Linked DNA regions of Homo sapiens: region 2 is linked to region 1. A link is an interaction called in ENCODE POLR2A ChIA-PET data of the cell type or tissue named here. Cell type or tissue: B cell. All regions are shown on one strand. Links, peaks and the distances in the headings refer to the core of each region. The heading gives the core; the rest is flanking DNA. Region 1 overlaps UTRN (utrophin). Region 2 overlaps STX11 (syntaxin 11).

Region 1 (2,929 bases), core at 92-2,591:
GTAGCTACATTGTGATAATTTCTCCCAAAATGTAGCATTTAGGGTGGAAACCCTTTTCTATTTAGTAGGGAGGAAAACAACTTGGTTCTGTATTTGCAACGGAATCAATTCTTTCTCAGCAATTTTATTTATGAATTAAATATTTAACAACTATTCCTTGCCTCTATATTTCACCCCCCAATGGATACTGTCCTCAGTCTAGTGAGGCTGGTAAGATATGCACATAAATAATGATGCCATCAGACAGAACATGTAGACAGTACACACACACACACAAAAGGTATAGTTAAAATGTCAGATCATTATAGAACACGATGAAAGGTCAGTTTAAAACCTAAAGTGGTACAAGTGACTGAAATACTAGCACTCTATTTTTAAACTGTTTTTTATCATCAAATTAAAATTATTTCCAAATTTGCAATTACTTTACTGGATAGAAGAGTAACACAATGGTTTTCTCTAGCAATCGATGTCTTCTACTGCAATTATTACTATTACTATTATTTTTATTTTTTGAGACAGAGTCTCACTCTGTCACCCAGACTGGAGTGCAGTGGTGCCATCTCGGATCACTGCAACCTCTGCTTCCTGGGTTCAAGCAATTCTCCTGCCTCCATAGCCTCCTGAGTGGCTGGGATTACAGGTGCCCACTGCAGGCCTGGCTAATTTTTTGCATTTTTAGTAGAGACAGGTTTCAACATGTTGGTCTGACCTCAAGTGATCTGCCCGCCTCGGCCTCCCAAAGTGCTGGGATTACAAGCGTGATCCACCGCGCCCAGCCTTTCTACTGTCATTATTGAAGTAAAATTTTAACTATTCTGAGACTTTTTGGCCTAAATACAAGGTTCACAATAAACATAAATATTTATAAAGTGAAATGTAAATATTTGTAACATGAAATGTAAACATTTCATAAATCAGAATCAGGTCCCTTTTGTGATTCCTAATAAGAAAAATCTGACCACAGATTGAGGGCGGGGGGGGAAGTAGTCATTAACAATTTATATTTGGACAAATTCTGCAACTATCTGCCACCATATTTAGTAAGCCACAAAACATCACACACTTGAGTTTTTTCCCCTGAAGAGAATATAGTTGCTTCTTATAGATGGAAATGAAATGCATTTAAAAGAATCAAAATGGACACTGAGAGATGTGGGAATAGAGTATTTGCTTTTTTTTTTTTTTTTTTGAGAGGGAGTCTCGCTCTTGTCTCCCAGGCTGGAGTGCAGTGGCACAGTCTCGGCTCACTGCAACCTCTGCCTCCTGGGTTCCAGCAATTCTCCTGCCTCAGCCTCCTGAGTAGCTGGGATTACAGGCACCCACCGCCACACCTGGCTTATTTTTATATTTTTAGTGGAGACGGGGTTTCACTATGTTGGCCGGGCTAGTCTTGAACTCCTGACTTCAAGTGATCCACCTGCCTCAGCCTCCCAAAGTGCTGGGATTACAGGCGTGAGCCACCCTGCCCGGCCAGTATCTACTTATTTTTTAAACCACAACTGTTTGGCATTTGGGGAGAAAAGTTTTGTTTATTTGTATTTTGTTTCAATGGTTGCTTTTCTGGAAAGACAGAGAACAGGCAAAGAGCCACCAGTCCTATTGAAAAATTAAGGTGGCAGCTTTGTACAACAGATTCATTTGCTGTGATAACACTTAGTGGAAAAAATATGCAATTAATCCAGTGTTAAATCAAAGGTGTGACTAAATAATATTTTCTCATTAATTTCAATACTTGTTAAAAATCAAGAAAAAATCTAGGGAATTAAAGTTCACAGTGTGTTGAGTGGATTCATTACTCATTATTTACTGAGCACAAATTATATGCTAGGCATTGTGTTGATACAAATTCAAATACATCACCCAACACAAATCCACTAATAACTATGATGTCAAACAAATCATGAAAATAGCATATCTTCTAAGTACTAACATTCCAAGTAATGAAAACAGGTCAAATTAATGGAGCCAAATGACACAATCTCTGTGAATAAGCTTCATGATCAGTTATAAACTGGATAGAAATTTGATCTTTAAAATAATTATTTATATATTTTCCTTTCAAAGAAAAGTAAACAAGGCAACTTTATTCTAAAGTCACAATAAAAGATGGGTTACTTTTCACCATTTATTTTGCCCCTTATGGAAAACAGTTTCATACCTGTTCTTCCAATAATTCCTGCCACAATATATTGATTTCTTGTAACCTATTCCAGCGTTCTTCAGTCCAACGGCATACTGCTGTCCAGCGCTCACCAAGTTTCTAGAAAAAGGAGAAACCATCCTTTGTCAACACAGCCTTAAGAGAGAGTTATCACAATCCTTGAAGAAATTCATGATTTCCATTGTTCTTTATTATAGAATAACAACTTATAAAAAGTATTTTTATAAAAATTGCTTTAAAATAACAGACTAGGCCTAGAAATGTATGAATCAGAAAAACTAATTTCCATAGAATTGAACAAATGATTTCACATAGCTAGAAACTAACATAATAGAACTGTATCCTCTGAATCTTTGACTCCAAACCTGCTCTTTCTATTTCATTGTGGTTTTTATGAGAATATGACATTTTTACATATTATTAAAAAATAAAACAAACATATCTACTTTTTGTGCTTCAAATTTTTCAAATTTTTAGCTAAAAAAACCAGCATGTCTGTTATATTCCTTAACTCTCTTTTACATGCCAAGAAAATTTTCATCTGTGGTACCAAAATTATGAAAAATGTTTAACTTATAAAACCTGTTTTGAATAAGAGAATTTTTATGAGACAATAAAAAAATCAAATGATTTGTTCTGTTTACATTATGTGATCCATAAAAAAATTCCCCATAAGTTACATAAATTAGCAATAGAATCTTACTAGTATCAGCAATACTAAATAAATTTTATTAATTATAAAAAATCACTCTTCATGATTATTTT
Region 2 (2,929 bases), core at 148-2,647, 260 kb after region 1:
GGTCTCCTGGTCACCAGGGAGCAAACATTAGGAAAACTACAACAGAAAGTCAACGAAGAGACTGCTATTCCTAAGAATGTCTCCAAAAAGGTTAAAAGTGTATACACTACTGAAGTTATACAAAAATATAGAAGTGGGCACAAATAGAGAATCAAAATAACCTATATATCCCATAGCTTGATTCTGTACTATGAGTTCCTAGAAAGAGAACTATGGTAAATGAGAAAGAAAAATCAGACAATTCCACTGACCTTCCTGTCTTATTGTAATAAAAGATAATGTAATAAACTTTGGTAAATTGCATTCATCAAGTTGCTAAAAATAAGTCCTGCTTCAATTTGCATGGAGGTGAAGAATTCAAAAGAAAATTGACAACCAACTACCAAAAATCTGCTTCTGCTTTCTAATTTTCTTTTCAGGCATGCATATAATCTGTACTGAAAACCAGATCCAATAAGGAAGGAAGGGGGTATTGCTTAAGCCTTTTTTCATTGAGCAATAAAGTTTTGTGTAAGAGAAAACAAAGGAACAAAGAGATGATGGTAGCTCAGTGGTCCTCGGTCTGCAAGAGGTGACAGAATCTTCTGGAGAGCTTCAAAGATTACAGATGCCTGGGCACCTAGAGTTTCTGATTCGGTAGGCCTAGGATGATCTCCAGGTGATTATAATGCATACTCAAATTTGTGACCCATTCCATAGATACCTACCATGTCAGCTTTTTTTTTTTTTTTTTTTTTTTTTGAGGTGGTCTTGCTCTGTTGCCCAGGCTGGAGTGCAGTGGTACTATCTCGGCTCACTGTAACCTCTGCCTCCCGGGTTCAAGTGATTCTCCTGCCTCAGCCTCCCATGTAGCTTGAATTACAGGCATGCACCACCACGCCCAGCTAAGTTTTGTATTTTTAGTAGAGATGGGGTTTCACCATGTTGGCCAAGCTGGTCTCAAACTCTTGATCTCAGGTGATCCACCTGCCTCAGCCTCCCAAAGTTCTGGGATTACAGGCATGAGCCACTGCACCTGGCCCATGTCAGCTTTTTATTCATAATTATCATGCAATTCTGGAGAACTTATAATAATTCCTAGCTTGGGGGCAATCTCGATGAGCAAAAACCTGATAGAGAAGGAAAAGGGGTAGCTACTGGCCTCTCTCCCCCACTGGAAAGATGGTGGCTTTCATAAGCACTGCCTTCTGGCTCCCTGGTATGGAGGCTAAATAAGAAAGTCAGCTGAAAACTCACTTTCATAAAAACAATCTCTGAAGCTCAAAAGGAAAAGGAATCAAGAATGTTTGAAATAGTTTATTCTGATCCCTTCATTTTATGATGGAAAATTATAATTGTTGCAGGCATGGGAGTATGAATAAAATTGAAGACTGAGCTTACTATGATGAGGCACCCTCAGGTACATGAATAAATACTCTGATAGCATTCACAGGGAACAAGGAAGGATGGTGATATTCTATTAGTTAAATATTCTAGCCATTGAGACCTAGATCCTGCTTTGAATAGCCTACTATATTTGGCACATAGAATCTTAAAATTTTCTGTCATATCAGGAAGGAACAATTCAGAAAGCAGGTTTCCACCTACCTCAGCAGACCAAAGAGTGGAGGTGACAATCACATTGTATTAGTCCATTTTCACACTGCTGATAAAGACATACCCAAGACTGGGAAGAAAAGAGGTTTAATTGGACTTATAGTACCACATGGCTGGGGAGGCCCCAGAGTCATAGTGGGAGGTGAAAGGCACTTCTTACATTGTGGTGGCAAGAGAAAATGAGGAAGGAGCAAAAGCAGAAACCCCTGATAAACCCATCAGATCTCATGAGACTTATTCACTATCACGAGAATAGCACAGGGAAGACCAATCCCCAGGATTCAATTACCTTCCCCTGGGTCCCTCCCACAACACATGGGAATTCTGGGAGATACAATTCAAGTTGAGATTTGGTGGGGACACAGCCAAACCATATCACACATAAATAACCAAGACACTGGATGCTACAAAGAACAATTGTGAAAGTCATTGTTCCCAACATGCCTCTAAGGGAATTATTTAAAGTGACATACATAGTATCTCTCTGATAATAAAGGAGAAGCTTTATTAGGCAGCCCCAAAAGACTAATATATGCATTAAGCAAATTTTGCCAAAACCAGGAAACAAAACCTTTTCCTGTTTCACAGCAAGATGTTAAAGTATTTTTACAAGTAGTGAGAAATTTTCAGACATGGGAATATGCAATACAGAGCAGCTCAAGGCACACAGCAAACCTTGTGAAGCTTATTATGGAGATCAGCTTGTAGATACACACACACACAGAAAGAGAAAGAGAAAGAAAAAGAGAGTCTTTGCAAATGGAATTCGGCTATTTCAGAAGCAAAACAGACCCTGTCCCCAAGATATACACTCCATACAGGACTTACGCACAGTACCCAAGTTCTGATTTTCAGATTCTATGACATACCTCCTATGTCCTAATTTTATACCAATTGTAAACATATGATTAAAGTGATTATTACAAATCAGAAGGTCCACTATTGGTCTATAGGGTGCCTTAATGAGGTTTTGTGTTGGGCTTATATAGTATCTTTGTGAAAGCTAGGAAAGGGCCCTTTCTCTGGGTGGATAAAGCCCTGCCCAAGGGCATGCATCCTGGTGAGCTGAGCATGGTTGGATTGCCAGTCTCTCTCATCTGTGGTGAGATCACAACCTGCACAGCCCCATGGGGTCACCCTGTGTACCCCTTTCTCAACCACCTCATCCAGTCCCTCCTGCCCACACATCCCCGCTACCAGAGGCACCTAGAAATTCCACAGGTAGAGTGTCACTGTAATTTAGCAGTTCCTTTCTAGCATACCCCATAGTAACACAGCCCTTAAAGAACAACAAATGGACTTTCCCCAACAGGTTCATAAACAATAATTTCAC

What was found. ChIA-PET counts read pairs that join two places held together with the same protein. Peaks named below come from ENCODE experiments on the same cell type or tissue, not always from the same donor. Only the 100,000 strongest peaks of a DNase experiment are listed, where the experiment ranks them.
Region 2: POLR2A ChIA-PET joins it to region 1 with 11 read pairs; 2 of 35 experiments call an interaction of 5 or more read pairs at or near these places.

The regions. Positions count from the first base shown.
Region 1 is chr6:144,443,615-144,446,543 of GRCh38, reverse strand. UTRN (utrophin) reads right to left here. Exons shown (of 75, transcript NM_007124.3): 14 at 2,162-2,263. Among named protein-coding and RNA genes, the nearest start is that of SNORA98, 39 kb to the right of the region's middle. In B cell, for the core only: no CTCF peak of the experiment used is centred there; no DNase peak of the experiment used is centred there.
Region 2 is chr6:144,179,405-144,182,333 of GRCh38, reverse strand. All of the region lies in intron 1 of STX11 (syntaxin 11), which reads right to left. Among named protein-coding and RNA genes, the nearest start is that of STX11, 30 kb to the right of the region's middle. In B cell, for the core only: no CTCF peak of the experiment used is centred there; a DNase peak (open chromatin) is centred at 1,693; H3K4me3 peaks cover 673 bases.